Regions from separate parts of the Homo sapiens genome. Here region 2 is linked to region 1. A link is an interaction called in ENCODE POLR2A ChIA-PET data of the cell type or tissue named here. Cell type or tissue: A673. All regions are shown on one strand. Each heading gives the region's core, and the rest is flanking DNA. Links, peaks and the distances in the headings are about the cores only. Region 1 has its middle 180 kb from the start of LINC00973. Region 2 has its middle 230 kb from the start of COL8A1.

Region 1 (8,353 bases), core at 237-8,236:
ATCAACTGTATTTCCACTGCATTCTTCCAGTTGAACTTAGGCATTTTGAACAATATAGTTGATTATCATCTTCACATGATAGATGCAGTAGCACTCTCCTCATTGTATTTTCTCTTCTACATTTCATAGTCTGTGACTATTTTTTAAATATTTCTGATATATAGCATTGCCAAGGAAAAAGGGAAAAGGAATACTAATAGTCTCATGTCCGCAAGTGTCCATACACTGTCTCTTACCTCTTCTTCATTTTTGCATATAAGTAGTCCACTAGACTGCAATTACAATGAGCATTAGATATTCCGAACTCTCTATTAATCAAGAACATATTGGAAATATTTTCAATTACAAAATCTAATATTGGATAAGAGCTAATGAAGAGAGATAATTAAATCTCCTGTTACATTGATGGGGATTAAAATATTTCCAATTTCAAGATCTAATATTAAAAAAACTAATGAAAAAAGATATTTAAAACTCTGAATATGAAACTAGGATGTTACATGAAATCACCACTTACACAAAAACAGGTTCAAACAGATGTTCGTTTTCAATTCACAGAGTCCTCGAGTACTCCTTCTTTAAAGAAGACCCAGCCTTCAAAAAACAAAAAAGGAATGTAAAAGCAATTTAAATCTCTAATTAAGATTCTCAAAGCATTTCCAAAGAGAATTTTACTCATAATATACAACAAAAATGCCTCTAAAAATCTTCATCCATTTTTCTCCCCGTGTCTTACATTGAACAAATTCAGCTGCCCAATTTTCTCTCTGCCTTCTATAAAATACCCCAAACACTTTTACAAAACACAACAGCCATGCTTTCTCTTTTTTGGCCTTCACTCATATATTCTTTTCTCCCATAAACAGGATGCTATACTATACACAGTAGAGGAAGGGCTGGTGCAAGTTTAACCTCCAAATATTTTGTAAGATGATGTCCAAATTTCTTAACAAATCTACCTGAAGAAGATATTCTACTGGCTGCTGAAACAAACTCTAATTCAACCTTTCTATTTGGGTCCCCACAATCCAGTGGAAATTCAAACCAAGCATTTCAACTTACACTATTGGCAATGATTTTTCTAAGGCTTGAATTTCAGGGTTTCAAAACAAGACTTCAGTGCCAGCTTATCCCATGGCAGGAAGAAAAGCAAATGAAACCACAGAGACGTGCCAGTTTTAATTTGATTCCCGGCTCAGCAACCCAACCCTAGTATGAAAATAAAACCCAAAACTCCAAACCCTCCTGTAATAACCAACAAAAAAATGCCATCCCTGCCCCCCAAAAAAAGAAGCATTCAAAGTTAATCCAAATGCAACTAGTGAGTGTAATAAGCTTCTCAGACAGAGGGGTGCAAATGGGTATGCCGTTTTAGGGCTAGACAGCATGGCGGGGACACATAACCTCAGTGGAAGAATGTATATGGGTATAAGGAAGAACACAGGAACTCGAGTTTTGACTTGGACTATAAAACTCTAATCCTGAAGATAGAATTTGTACTTAATTGAATCTAACAGCTTTAGCAGGGCCTTTTGGGTAAAAATGCTTTCACTTCTACCCTGTTCTTCCATAATTGATTTAACATGAACTGGGATGGGCGCTAAAAGTCCTGAATCCTGAACAGAGTCTGGTTAACCAAAACAGAAACAGCAACACAGGATACAACACAACACTGTCCAAAATCTACAGAACATAGGAAAAGTTAAGGAAACACAATAAAGGGTTTATCCTGCCTTCGAGGCAGGATAAAAGTCGTGTGCTAATTTCCAAATGAACGGGTCTTTTAATTTATGTGCAAATAGTTTCTAAACAAAAATTCCAAGAACTAAGCTAACTTCGTATCACAGTGACTTCTTATGTGAAGTGTTTTCAGGAGAAAACAAGAAAATATCACACAAGGAAAAAAGAATGGTTATTTGGATGAGCTCTGATAAATAAATTTGAACTACCTAATTAGTCATAAGAGTTGACGTGGTAAATATTCAGTAGTCGTAGGATTCTACCCTGCTGAGAATGTCCTCATATTCTTGGGACTTCAAATATGCTTTTCAGAATGTTCCTCATTTAATGCCTGTTAACTGCCCTTCCTACTTATTTTTTTTTACCCTCTAGTAAATGGCTGTAAGGTCACCTCCATGGTCAAAGTCTTCATTTGAAGAGCACAGGTAAGTGATGTAAGGTTGGGGGAACGACTTAAGCAATTATTAAAGAACTAAACAATAAACCCATGGGGATAACACAAATAACTGAAATTTCCTGGGGATTTAACCTGTCACTACTATTAGTACGTGCTCATAAAAAAATGGGGCAACCAAACTTTTTGAACATTTGACATAAGCAAAATAAACTGAAACTTTTAGGAACTTAAAATTGGTAGAAAGGAATGTTTGTTAATTAATCTCCTTAGTTAATCTGTCATTAATTCCTTTTTGTGTTCACCTAAGGAGTCTCGACCCAACAGCTTTAAGATAATGTATTCTCCTTGATTTAAAAATATGTATATGAATCAGGTGTGGTGACTCACACCTGTAATCCCAGCACTTTGGGAGGCCAAGGAGAGATGATCCCTTAAGGCCAGGAGTTCAAGAACAGTCTGGGCACTATAGCAAGATTCTGTCTCTACAATAAATAAATAAATTAAATTAAATTAAAATATTTATATGTATGTAAATCTATCATCTGGATTCAAATGTCAAGACTGTGCCACACTTGTTTTATTCATCCTTTTAATGCTTTTATTTTCTTATTAATGCTAAAGTATTGCAAAGAATTCTAGATATCATGTAATTTCATCTCAACATATTTCAGTATGCATCCCCAAAAGTTTTTAAAAATTATAATGTCTTAGATTTCAATCTTTAATCCATTTTGATTTGATTTTTGTGTATGACAAGAGATAGGAGTCTAGTTTCATTCTTCTGCATGTGGATATCCAGTTTTCAACAATCCTATTCTTATAATTTTTAATAATGAAATATTTTAAACAAAAAAATTATAAGACCCACCAGAGAGATAAAATAGACATAATATTTGACCTTATTTGCTTCAGTTTGGCTTTAGTTTGTTTTTTCAAAGGAATAAATCATTGCAAATGCAGTTAAGTTTCTCCTTTTTTCACTAGTTTCCCAACTACATAATGCCTCTTAGCCAGGATATTAAAATGCCTAATAAACCAATTCACACCAAGTTTTCACATAAATTCTACAGTTATCTATCTCACTTCAATTAAGACAAAGCCTCTACTAGTTATAAGCTTTGTCATTGAGTCACCTCTAAAAATATTTCCTAGAACTAGACTCTTCCACAGCCTTAGTTTTAAGTTATTATAAATTGCCTGAATGTTTTAGCTCAAGCTTTGTCAATATGCTAGAACATTATACTCTTTCTGGTAGGTATAAAAATAGAGATAAAATTTAATTTATAAGAGCATTAATCTACAAGTACTACCACCATGTCTCTTTTAAATTAAAAAGTAGAGAAATTTAATTGATCTTCCCTTGAACTTAATGTGAATTGAGACAAATTAAATGCATCTAATTTATTTAATCAAGAGGTATACACTAAACCTGAAAGACTTATCTGAGATGTGGTAATAAATTTATATAAGCCTACTTCAGGTTAATAGAAAGGGATTATTTTTAATCTGTATTTTCTTTACCTAGTGCACCTCCTCATAGTTTTTTATCTATCTGAACTCATTTATTGCATAAGAAATAATGTGCGGGGGGAAGGATAAGAAAAGAAGAAAGTAGGAATATTAAAGGTGTAAGTTACCTAGAAATTTGAGCTTGTCCAACTTAAATATTAATTTTCCTCTATGATTGTGCCAGTATATTTGCATTATTTTTCTAAAGTTGAATAGAAAGCAGCTAATTGTAGATTTACAATTTCTGAAAATGACAAATAAGGTGGTTGACAAGAAAAAAGGTCTATTGACAGCAAATATCACAGCCAAATCACAGAATCATAAATGATTCAGGGTTCAATTTTTTGTTTCATTGTTTTTCCTTTCCTTTTCACTTTGGCAATATGCCATTTGTCCAATTCATTGTTTTTAATGACAGGGACAATTTATACCTTACTGAATCTACTCTCATTCTGAGTTAAAGACCAGTTCAATTAAATCAGGCATTTATGGAAAGCAGGATATTGGAGTAGGGGTAAAGCAAGCAGAGACACTGGTAGACTAAAAAAAAAAAAAAAAAAATATATATATATATATATATATATATATATATATATATATATATATATATGACAACTATAGATGTTTGTACTCTGAAAACTTAAGACAGTTTTTCAGGTGAGTGAAGGCAGATGATTATATCTGAAGAATGAGGACAATCTACAAGACCAAAACTACATCGATTTAGCTAGTTAGCCCAGAAAGAAGGCTGGCTTTCCCCTCAAGATTCCATGAAGATTCCACTGTATCTACTATTGCCACCTCAACTGTTTCTTCGACTTGCTGATAGTTCATTAATCTGGCCTAACTTTAGTTAATAGAAGGAGGGAGAAGGCAAAGACAGATAGACTTCAATAAGGGAGGTGGTCCTTTCTGTCTCACCTCTCTCTCTGACTATTCATACATGCTGCTGATTTAGATACTACATTGCAAAAGGCTAAAGATCTGCAGATTTAGCCCACTAAATATTCTTTTCTTCATTTATTTGTGTTTCCTTATTTTTATTTTGTATTTATATAGAGTTGTACATATATGGGGGGTACATATGATATTTTGGTTCCTGTATACAATGTGTAATGATCAAGTCAGAGTAACTGGGATACACATCACTTCAAACATTTATCTTTTCTTTGTTTTAGGAACATTACTATATTCATATTCCAGTTATTTTGAAATATACAAATTATCATTAACTATAATTTCCCTACTGTATTATCAAATGCCACAGCTTATTCCTTCTAACGATATTTTCATACCCCTTATCCAACTCCTCTTCATCCCCTCTCCTCTGTTTCCTTCCTAGCCTCTGGTAACCACCATTCTACTTTCTACTTCTGAGATTAACTGTTTAAGATTCTACACATGAGTGATATCATGCCTATTTTGTCCTGTGCTTGGCTTATTTCACTTAATATCATGTCCTATAGGCTCATCTACATTGTTGCAAATGCCAGCATTTCATTCTTTTTATGGCTCAATAGTATTCCATTGCATGTATATATCACATTTTCTAGTCCATTTATTCATTGATGGACATTTAGGTTGTTTTCATATCTTGGCTATTATGACTAGTGCTGTAATAAACATGGTGATGCAGCTATCTCTTCAACATATTGATTTCATTTCCATTGGATATATACCTAGTAATGGGATTGTTGGATCATATGGTGATTCTATTTTTAATTTCTTGAGTAACTTTCGTACTGTCATCCATATTTACATTCCCACCGACAGTGTATGAGTTTCCCTTTTTCCATATCCTCATCAGCATTTGGGTTTTTGTTTTTTTTTTTGTCTTTTTGATAATAGCCATTCTAACTGCAACAAGGTTATATACCTCATTGAGGATTTTATTTGCATCTCTCTGAGATGAGTGATGTTGAACATATTTCCATACACCTGGTGTCATTTCTATGTCTTCTTTTGAGAAATGACTTTTCAGATATTTTGCCTATTTTTAAATCAAATAATTTGGCTTTTTGCTGTTGAGTTGTTTGAGTTTCTTATACGTTCTGAATATTAACCCCTTGTCAGATGCATAATTTGTGAATATTTTCTCCCATTCTGTAAGTTGTCTCTTTACTCTGTTGTTTCCTTTGCTGTGCAGACATCTTTTACTTTAATATAATCCCTCTTGTCTACTTTTAATTTTGTTGCCTGTGCTTTTGAGGTCTAACCTAAAAATTCTTCATTTAGACCAATGTCCTGCAATGTTTCACCAATGTTTTCTTTTAGTAATCTCATAGTTTCAGGACTTACATTTAAGTCTTTAATCCATTTAGAGTTGATTTTTGCATATGGTGAAAGATGGGAATCTAGTTTTATTCTTTTGCATGTGGATGTCCAGTTTCCCCAGCACTATTTACTAAAGTGAGTATCCTTTTCCAACAGATCTTCTTGGCAACTTTGTTGAAAATAAGTTGGCAGTAAGTACATGGACTTGTTTTTCTTGATAATCCAGAAGTTAAGCTTAGGGTACAGTATGCTGCTCTAAATTGTCTAAATATTTCTAAGGCTGGTCCCTCCTCTCCAAAAAAACAAGTTAATTAAGTCGTTTTTATCTTCAACCAGTCATCTTTGTAAAATAATAGGACAAATAGATATCATCAGATTTTACCTGATTCTACAACCACATTCATTTTTAGAATTTTAAAATATACCCAATAAAATGGTAAATATTCCATAATTTTATTCTTGTATAAGGGAAAAGCATCAATGAGGAAATCAGAAAAGCTATTTTGATATTGATTGTCCCACTAACTAGTCCTTCTTCCCCTTTGGATTTTAGACATATCTGTAAAATGGAAGGATTAGATCACATGATCTATAAGTTATCATTATTATTGTTTGATATGCAAGAGTTATGCATCTATACTTCACAATGCAGTCTTCATGTCTCTTTTCATATGTATGATAAAGTCTTTTGCCTAACAAGTATCTATCCACCTCTATTAATCTCCACTTCCTCGCTCCTACTCCAGGCCAACATAATCTTCAATCTGGTTGACACAGCAGCTCTACACTTCTCCATTTGTGTCTCCTTCCAGTCCATTCCCCAGATAGAAGAAATAATAAATTTAAAACAGAAGTCGTATTATGTTAAACTCCATCTTAAAAGCCCTCAATGGTTTCCTGTTGCATTTAAATACAATGCAAGAGAAGAATCTACGAGGCCCTATAGGATACCCCCAGCACCCTCACATCCTGCTCCAGTCTTACCATTCTCTGTCATGCTTTCCCCTTGCTCATAGTGCTCCAGCTACACTGTCCTGTTTCAGCTTCAACAACTCGCCAAGATCTTTCCTACCTTGAAAGGTGTTTTTACATATTCCTTCCTCTACCTGACTCACTCTTCCACACAGTATTCCCATGATTAGCCCCTCATCCCTGAAATTTCAGCTAACACATGACCTAAAATGTCACCTCCATAGATAAGCTTTCCTGATGTTTCTACCCCAAACCATTGTTCCTCTCTCTATTGTTTTCTAGCTCAGCATCTTACTTTGTTTGTTGATATTATCAACATTTGTAATTATTTTCCTTATCTATTTACTGGGTTTGAGTTTGACTCCCTCCCCCTTGTTAACTGTTTTTCTGTGTCTGTCCTGTTTAGCATAATATCCCCAGCACATGGCCTGGTGTCTAGTACATATTAGACTTCAATAAATATTTGCTGCATGAATTAATAAATATGTGATGGAGTTGAGACTAAGTCTCTGTTTTCTTTTATGTAACACCTGTGAAGTGTGTGTATCATGTGCACAGATTCTTAATACATAGAGATAATGACCTAAGCTGAGTTAATGGAAGGAGTAGAAGAAGGTTAACCCTAAGGTGGTTAACAAGAATTGCTCTCCCTGCACAGATGTGAGGCAAATCTGCTCCACGTGTAAGAACTTGGTGCTCACCTGAATTCTGTTCTATATCTACCATTACGTGCTCTTGTTTGAAGCAATCACTTCCAAGCCTTCTCTACAGTCTGCCTTTATCTTCTCCAGGAGGGAGAAAATATAGGGGTAGAGTAGGCAAGCCTCTCTTTTTAGGCAGTGTTTTGCAAATACCTTTTACCTAACACAGAAGGTTAAGTGAAACAGATTTGATGAGAAACAAATGATGACATGAATCCCACCCTCTGCATGTTGTGAAGGTTCCTTAGAAATAAGAGTGCAGCAGCTTCCTCCATATTCCTTCATAAAAACAAATCCGAAGTATTTCACAATTACTTCCCTGGGAAAATGCTCCTACCCCGACTCCCAAACCCAACATTTTCAATTCTGCCAAGTCAGAGAATTATTTTTAATCTTCAGAGTAATTTCCTTTTTATCAGCTGGGTCAGTTATACAATTACAATGATTGACTAGTTTAAAAGTTGAAACATGAACATTTTCTTTCATTAGCAATTATTGATAAACAACTGCCATCTCATTACCATAATAAATTTCTTAGTCCTGTGTCTCTGGAAACTCATTTTGCAAGTGTTTAATTATGAATTCTGACAATTTTTTTTATTATTGAAAATCGGTTGATAATTTCTCATGGCAACTTGCTGCCAGTTTAAAGACTCACAATTTTATTTCTTTTTGCTCAGATGTGATATCAACTGTGGACTTTCATGCAGGTTGTTGAAAGCAAAAGCTACCAATCATCCCAGTGACCTAAATAGAATAT
Region 2 (8,353 bases), core at 15-8,014, 320 kb before region 1:
CATTGAGACTGTCATGTGTATCAGCAATGTTCCCCCCACCTCCTTTTTTTTTCTTCTGAGTACTCTGTGCTATGATTGTATCACAGTTTGTTTAACCATTTACCTGTTGAGGGAACATCTAGGTTGTTTCCAGTTTTGGGTTAATATGAATATATTTGTGGTAAACATTCAGTAGAGGTTTTTTGTGTACATAAGTCTTTATTTCTTTGGGATAAATTCCCAAAAGGTTCCCAAAGGTATAACTTATGGGTTGTATGATAAGCACATTTTTAATTTTAGAAGAAACTGTCAAACTTTTTCGTAGTGGCTGGACAATTTTACATTCCCACCAGCAATACGTGAGTGATCTAGTTTCTCTATACCCTTGCCAGCATTTTGCATTGTCACTACTCTTATATTTTTATAATTCTAAGAGGCAGGTAGTGATATCTCATTGTGGCTTTAATTTGTATTTCCCTAATGACAAATGAAGTCGAATATTTTTCCATGTGATTATTTTCCATCTGTGTATCTTTGTATCTTCAGTGAATGGGTCTTTATACCCTTTGCCCATGTTCTAACTGGATTTTTTGGTTTGTTTGTTTATTTATTTATTACTGTTTAGTTTTGAGGGTTATTTATACATGTAGATATGGATCCTTTGTCAGATATGTGGCTTACACATATTTTCTCCCAGTCTCTAGTAGGTCTTTTCATCCTCTTTACAAGGTCTTTCACAGAACAAAAGTTTTGAACATTGGTGAGGTACAGTGTACCAGTGGTTTCCTTTATAAATTGTGATTTTGGTATCAAGTCTAAGAACTCTTTGTCTAGGTTTAGATTCCAAAGATTTCCTTCTATGTTTTTATATAATTCTTATAATTTTATGTTTTAATTTATGGCCATGATCTATTTTAAGTTTATTTTTATATAAGGTATGAGACTTAGGTTGAGGTTTATTTTCTTCCTAAAAATATCCAACTGCTCCGGGACTATTTTTTGAAAACACTGTCTTTCCTCCATTGAAATAGTTAGCACATTTAGCAAAAGTCAATTGGCCATATTTGTATGAGTCTATTTCTGGGTTTTCTATTCTGTTTCAATTTATCTATCTATCCTCTACATTACTCACAGTCATGATTATTATAGGTATAGAATATGTCTTAAAATTGGGTAGACCAATTCCTCTCATTTTATTTATCTTTTTCAACACTGCTGTAGCTATTCCAATTCTTTTGCCATTTCATATTCATATTTCATAATAATCTCTATTTTTACAAAAAAACTTGTTAGTGTTTTTATTTTTTATTTTTTTAATTTTAATTTTATTTTATCTTATTGTTTTCGAGATGGAGTCTCTATCGCCCAGGGTGGAGTGCAGTGGCGCGATCTCGGCTCACCGCAATCTCTGCTGCCTGGGTTCAAGCAATTCTCCCTCAGCCTCCCCAGCAGCTGGGACTACAAGCCTGCGCCCCCAGGCCCGGGTAGTTTTTTGGTATTTTTTAGTAGAGATGGGGTTTCACCATGTTGGCCAGGCTGGTCCCGAACTCCTGACCTCAAGTGATTCGCCCGCCTCGACCTCCCCAAGTGCCGAGATTACAAGCATGAGCCACAGTGCCCAGCCAGGGTTTTTATTATAATGGTTTTTCTTTAAAACTGCACATCAATGCGGGAGAAATGAATCTTCCAATGCACGAACAAAGTATGTCTTTCTGTGTAAGTCATTGATTTATTTCATCTGAATTTTTAAATTTTCAGCATAAAAAAAATTCCTTTCAATGGCAAAAACCACAATTACTTTTGCACCAACCTAATAGATCCTGTGCATGTCTTGTTAATTGTATACTTAAGTATATAATTTTCACTGGAGTGCAATGTAAATGGTATTGTTTAATTTCAGCGTTCATTGATAGAACATAGAAATATACTTGATTATGTACTTTTACCCTTTAGCTTATAACCTTGCCTAACTCACTTATTAGTTTAGGAGTTTATTTTGGGGAGAATTTCTCGGGATTTTCTATTATTAGCAAACCAACCTTTGGAATACAGAAAATTCAGTTCCTTCCCAAAGTGAACCGGCACTCTTCTCAGTCCATTCTTTCTAGGTAGTCACTTTATTTGGAAAAGGAAATTCTATGGAGTTGCGATCATGCCTTTAACTTCTTTGTAGTTCGCTCAATGCCTGCTACTGCTATAGGAATTATAGCATAGTGACTAAAAGTTAGGCTCTGAAATCAGACTGGGATTTCAAAGCCTATTAAGGGATCAAATCCTGACCTAATCCTATACTGATCTATCTGACCTTGTGTATGCTTCCTAAATTCTGTATGTTTTCTCAGCTGTAAATAAAGATAATAATAATATATCTCTCACTAGATTATGTAGGGTTAAATGGAATAAAGCATTTAGCATGAGGACTAACATGGAGTAAGTGTGTGGTACAGATTTAGCTGGTTACTAATATAATATGCTAATATATTTTACATGATTAATATAGATACAGACATTAATAAATACTTATTGAATAGCTCTTATATATTTTCCACTATGCTTTGGCTTTAAGCATTGCCTTGGAATTCATTTAAAACTTGCTTGGTATTTCCTGTCACAGAGAGAGAACTCAAGTAGTTTTGAGTGGTGAAGATTCTTCCACTATGTGTCACCATATTTTTCAATGTATTATTTCGGTCAACAGATTCCAACTAAATGGGGGGTTTTAAAAAACAAATTCAGTTGGTTTTCTGAAACACAAAGATGTGCAAATGAACAATTTCTGATAATTCAAGTAATTTTAGACAGACAAGGAAACCTATTTTAGAAGTTTCCAGAGGAGCTGTCTGTACTACTCAGATTTATCCAAAGTTCTTTCTCACTTTGGCAGTATAGACCTGATTCTAAACATACCATGAAATAAGCTGTACATTTGGCTTAAAGGTTATTCTATTCAGTCCAAAATGGTCTCAAAATTATTAGCTAAATACACATTGACTTGGAAGGAAGAAGAAAAAGAACTCAAGTAAAACATGTTTTTTATTGCCAAAATCTGAGTTTTCTTTCAGTGCCTGCTATAACCTCAGTAATACCCAGGGCAGGCAAGAGGCAGGTGTTCTTTACACTATAAGTGCTAGTGATGATGTAAGTTGTAGTGGGAAACAATACAGTACTTTTTAAAGCTCTCATTGGTTTTAAAAAACGAAGAAAAGGGTTTTCAATATTGAGTCTTAAAAATATTTATTTGCAAATTATCCTATTTTTTCTTGCTTCTTTTGTTTTGAATTACATCTTGTAGTTACAACTGTAGGTTTTCAAAATGTTCTCACTATCATGGTTTCTACTTGCATGCTTTCAGGACACTGGCATTTATTTTTGACATTTATGAGACGAGAAATGGTCACAGAAAACTAGATGACTTTGCTTCACAAACATACTGAAAACAAACAAGGAGCATCATTCCCACCAAGTGCTGAAGCAGCATATACTTTAATGCCTTATTTTGGTCGAGCCAATATTTTGGTCAAGTGATAATGGGTAAAAAATAATTTAATACTATACCATTGATTTTACTGATAAGACAAAGCAAGAGGCTACAAGCAAATGCTGATAGTACTCCAAGGAAAAATGATTCCACGGACCATGTTAGCACGGTAATTTCTAGTGTCATCATGATGCCTTTCTAGTCTCTTTTTATTCAGTGATTCATATAGTAAAGAACTGCTGCCATGTTTCTAAGTTTAGGAAAATATTAACTTATCCACAGAAACTTCCCAAGAGACTCAATATAATTTAAAGGTCCTATATGTTATAAATGTTAAGACCTAGATACTACTTCTATATAAAATATTTTTTCATAGTCTATTAAGTTTTTAAAATAGATTTATTATTATGGAAAATAATTGGACATCATAAAATGTTTTTAAAACACCAAAGTATAAAGAAAATAAAGGTAAACTATAATCCTATAGCCAAATAATAACAGGAGTTGATATTTTGTAGGATATCTTTTCAAGTGCTTTTCTGTTCTATACATAAAAATAATTATTTTTAGGAAAAATTAGATTATACTATAAATTATTTTATAACAATTTTAAACAAATAACCCTTCGTAAGCATTTTAATGTCAATGTTTATCTACATATCATTTTTAGTGTCTATAAAATATTTATCATTTATTTAGCCAAGTCTCAAATGATTAACAGTTGAGCTTTTGTGTGTGTGTGTGTGTGTGTGTGTGTGTGTGTGTGTGTGTGTGGGAGCAGGTATTGTTAGAAACAATCCAAAAATGAGAAACTCATATATATATCTTTGTGAAACTCTTTTGTTATTTTCTTAGGGTGAGCTCCTAGAAATGGAATTATTGGATCTAATGGGAAATGTTTCTAAAGAGTTTGGCAGTTATTGAGAAACTGTCCTCCAAATAGTTTGTATCTATTTATGCCTCCAACAATACTGTATTAGAAAGCACATTTCCATATACATTATTGTTATCAAAAGCTATTATTCAGCTTTTTATTTTTTGCCAAACTTGTGAATGGAAAATAACAACAGTAAGTTGCATTGGAATAAAAGTTTATATTTAATTCTAAAATTTTACTTATTCATTCACTATTTAACTACTTGGTGATTACCCTTAATGATTAAATTCTGTAGCTTATGCTTGGTAATGGTGGTGGGAATGGCTTGCTAGAACTACACATATTTTAAATATAGAATAATTACTTTTTGAAGTTCCTCAATTTCTTCCAAATTCAGAACATCATCAGATAGATTTTTCTTGTGCAGACAATTTATGTTTATTTAGACTACTTGGTTTTTATGGGAGGGGCGGGGGAGAAAAAACATAGATTAGATAATAAAATAGTAATTTTATATTTTATTAGTATTTATTGAGAGCTCTGTGGTCCAAGTGCTAAATTAAACATTTCACATGAACTGTCTATGTTTTCCTTACATAACCTCATGTAGTGGTAGTAAAATGTTCCTGTTGTAAAAGGTGTCATGGCCCTAAATGATAACAACCATAATTTGAGTCCAGGTCTGTGTGGAATCCAGAGCTTGAACGATTAATTACAGCAACATCCTGCTTTCTCTGAAGTGGTCTCACGCTAACGATGATATGAATTGATTCTTTCTTGATGATGGAAGAATGAGATAATTAATGCCAGCACATGCTACATCTGGTAGCAGCATTTTATTCTCTCATCAGAAAGTTAAAGAATGAAAAGGGAGGAGATTGCCTGCTATTTTTTTTTAACTTCCTTTAGTTCCCTCTCTTGCTGCCAGATTTCTGTTTAAGCCAGTCACGCAGGGCACGGTGGTTGTGTGAGAGCCGATACACTTCTTTTCCCACAGGCACTCATTCATCCTTGTTCTGTTTTCTTCATCTCAGGGGCACTGTATAATCTGCCGGGCCTAACTCATTACTCATCCTGGAGCCTGTCAATCCTCCAGAGGTCAGATCATTGGCTTTGGTGGTTATGTGGTCCTTGGTCTCTGCCCTCTGGGAGCTGAGGGTGAGAGAGTCTGTCACACCTGAAAACACAAATCCTGCTGCCTTTCAAGCCACCAGTCCTGCTGTGATAGACAAGCTACATTTTCTTCCCATTCTATAGAAAGCAGCGGAACACCAGCTAAGATGTGGTATAAACTCCTGATTGTTTACAGGCTTACAGAGCCTGTGGAATGAATGCATAACTGTCCACAAATATCTTCTAGTATTTAACCTTCATTTATTTTCCTTCATGGTTTAAATTTTCCATTGTGAGGGGGAAACTCCTGGATCTCTAGCAGTGCTTGCTGAAAAATGTTAATTTCCCCTCATATTTTCACATCCTCAAGACTAGCACAGAACAGGAATTTCTCATAGCTAGAATTATATTGACTTATACGAGAGAGACTTTGTTTGCTCATTTAACAAATATTAAATGAGAGCTGACTGTATGCCAGACACTACTGAAGGCATAGAGGACTAAACCATGCAGACTAGATCCCCTCTCAAGGGATGGCATTGGGATAAGGAGGCAGCGATAATCAAATAACTGAATAAATAAGATTAGTGGTGCATGCTATGAAATAAGACAGAGTGTTGTAATAGAAAGTGTTGGGGAGGCCAGTGAGGAAGGGCTACTTATAAGTGAATGTCAGTGAGGAGGTGACCTCTGAGCTAAGGCTTAGTGACTAGAGGAACCAGCTATGCAAAGGCCTGGAGGAAGAGAATTCCAGCATGAGGGATCAACAGGAGCAAAGGCCTCAAGAAAGGAAATATCTTAACCTACTCTAGAAGGGCAATGTGGCAAGAGCATAGAGAGATGGGGTAAAGCTGGGAGAAGTCATAGATAAGAATAGGGTCAATCATGTAGAACCTAATGGACCATGAAAAAGAGTGAATTTTGTTCTAAATGCAGTAGGAGGCTACTGGAGATTTTGATATGGAGATTTAAACAACCCATTTCATATTTTCATAGCACTACTCTGAGTTTTTTATAAATTATAGAGGAGCTCAAGTAGAACAAGATTTCATAATAATCAAAGCTAGAGATAACAGTGGCTTAGACCAAGGTGAAAAATGGTAGAAATGAAAAGAAGTAAACAGATGTGAAATATATTTTTTAAATGGAGCCAAGAGTTTTTGTTGATGGATTGATGACGTCTACTAACACGAGGAAGACTCCGGAAAGAATAATTGGCAGGGGGTGGGATTTAAGACCTCTCTTAGGTAGAACTAAAATTGATAGGTGCTTTAGAAATTCAAGTGAGAATGTCAATCGTGTAGCTGGGCTAAATGGTACTTAGTTAAGGTTAGAGTTTGGAGAACATCTTTCAATTAATTAAATCCAAAATGAAGAGAATCTCAAATGAAAACATGCATAAGTTTGGTATGGGGAAAAAACTTCTCAATCTAACATCTCTGTTTCTGTCACTGACACCATTTTTCTCATTATCCATATTCAAAAAGTTATATTGAATTCCTTTTCTCCCCTTCACTTCCATATTTAGACACAGTATTTATCATCATGGTATTTATCTGCTCCAAGATCTTTGATGACTCTCGATTGGATAAATTATTTAGCCTTCTAGACCTGCATCTTTATCTATTTTCCAGCTTTCTTTCTTCTATCCCCTATCATGAACTCTTGGCTTCAACTGAATGTATCTCTCCAACTGGAATCTACTTGTGCCATATCTGCTTCCTTGTCTGAGGTGGCTTTTCCACTCCTCTTAGCTGAGTCTTACCTGCCTTTTGAGGTCCAGATAAAATTCTACCTCCTCCAAAAAATACTCCTTGGGTTCTCTCAAACCTATAGACAATGTTTGTCTTATCATTTGGACCATCGTTTTCATGATCACTCTGTAATTAAGTGTGTGGTATTGATAACTGTCCATTACTCTCTTCCATGTCATGTCTATTCAGGAAATCATATGCTTCTTTAGGCTAGAAATTTGACATATCTCTTGATAATTAACAATTGCTGGCCAAGTGAATTTGAAATTCAACTTAACCATGTAGTTTCCTTTGAAACATAGCTGAGACTATATATTTAAAATACAGTCACCTCTTGATATCCTCGGGGGATTGCTTCTAGGACGCCCCTCATGTACCAAATTCCTCTGATGCTTAAGTCTGTTATACGATATATGCAGGTTATATACAAATACTTTGACATTTTATATAACAGACTTAAGCATCAGAATCGTTTTTTTTCTGAATATTTTTGATCTGGATTTGGTTGAATCCACAGATGTGGAACCCATGGATATAAAGGGCTGACAGTACTTCATTAAAGAACAAAGCAAAACAAGTAAATCTTAGGTGGGGATTGAATGAAAGAGCATGTAATTTGAACACAGAAGGCTCACAGAAATTTTATGAGGTTTTACTAAGAAAATGTATATAAAAATCCTTTGTACCTGGCCGGGCGCAGTGGCTCATGCCTGTAATCCCAGCACTTTGGGAGGCCGAGGCTGGCGGATCACAAGGTCAGGAGATCGAGACCATCCTGGCTAACATGGTGAAACCCCGTCTCTAGTAAAAATATAAAATATTAGCCGGGCATGGTGGCAGGTGCCTGTAGTCCCAGGTACTCGGGAGGCTGAGGCAGGAGAATGGCGTCAACCTGGGAAGCAGAGGTTGCAGTGAGCTGAGATCACGCCACTGCACTCCAGCCTGGGCGACACAGTGAGACTCCGTCTCAAAAAAAAAAAAATCCTTTGTACCTATAAATTACCATCTCAAATTATTCTTAGCATGAAGGATTCATGAAGTGAAACACTTGGGCATCCATATTGCAAATTTTAATGGCTTGGCTGGCACTATACCTTTGTCTCTGGCTCCATAGGACATTTTTCTTATACTCTGAACTCCTTTCATTTTTAA

The links. Peaks named below come from ENCODE experiments on the same cell type or tissue, not always from the same donor. Only the 100,000 strongest peaks of a DNase experiment are listed, where the experiment ranks them.
Region 2: POLR2A ChIA-PET joins it to region 1 with 10 read pairs; 2 of 35 experiments call an interaction of 5 or more read pairs at or near these places.

The regions. Positions count from the first base shown.
Region 1 is chr3:99,087,573-99,095,925 of GRCh38, reverse strand. No RefSeq gene overlaps it. Among named protein-coding and RNA genes, the nearest start is that of LINC00973, 180 kb to the right of the region's middle. In A673, for the core only: no CTCF peak of the experiment used is centred there; no DNase peak of the experiment used is centred there.
Region 2 is chr3:99,407,954-99,416,306 of GRCh38, reverse strand. No RefSeq gene overlaps it. Among named protein-coding and RNA genes, the nearest start is that of COL8A1, 230 kb to the left of the region's middle. In A673, for the core only: no CTCF peak of the experiment used is centred there; no DNase peak of the experiment used is centred there; H3K27ac peaks cover 698 bases.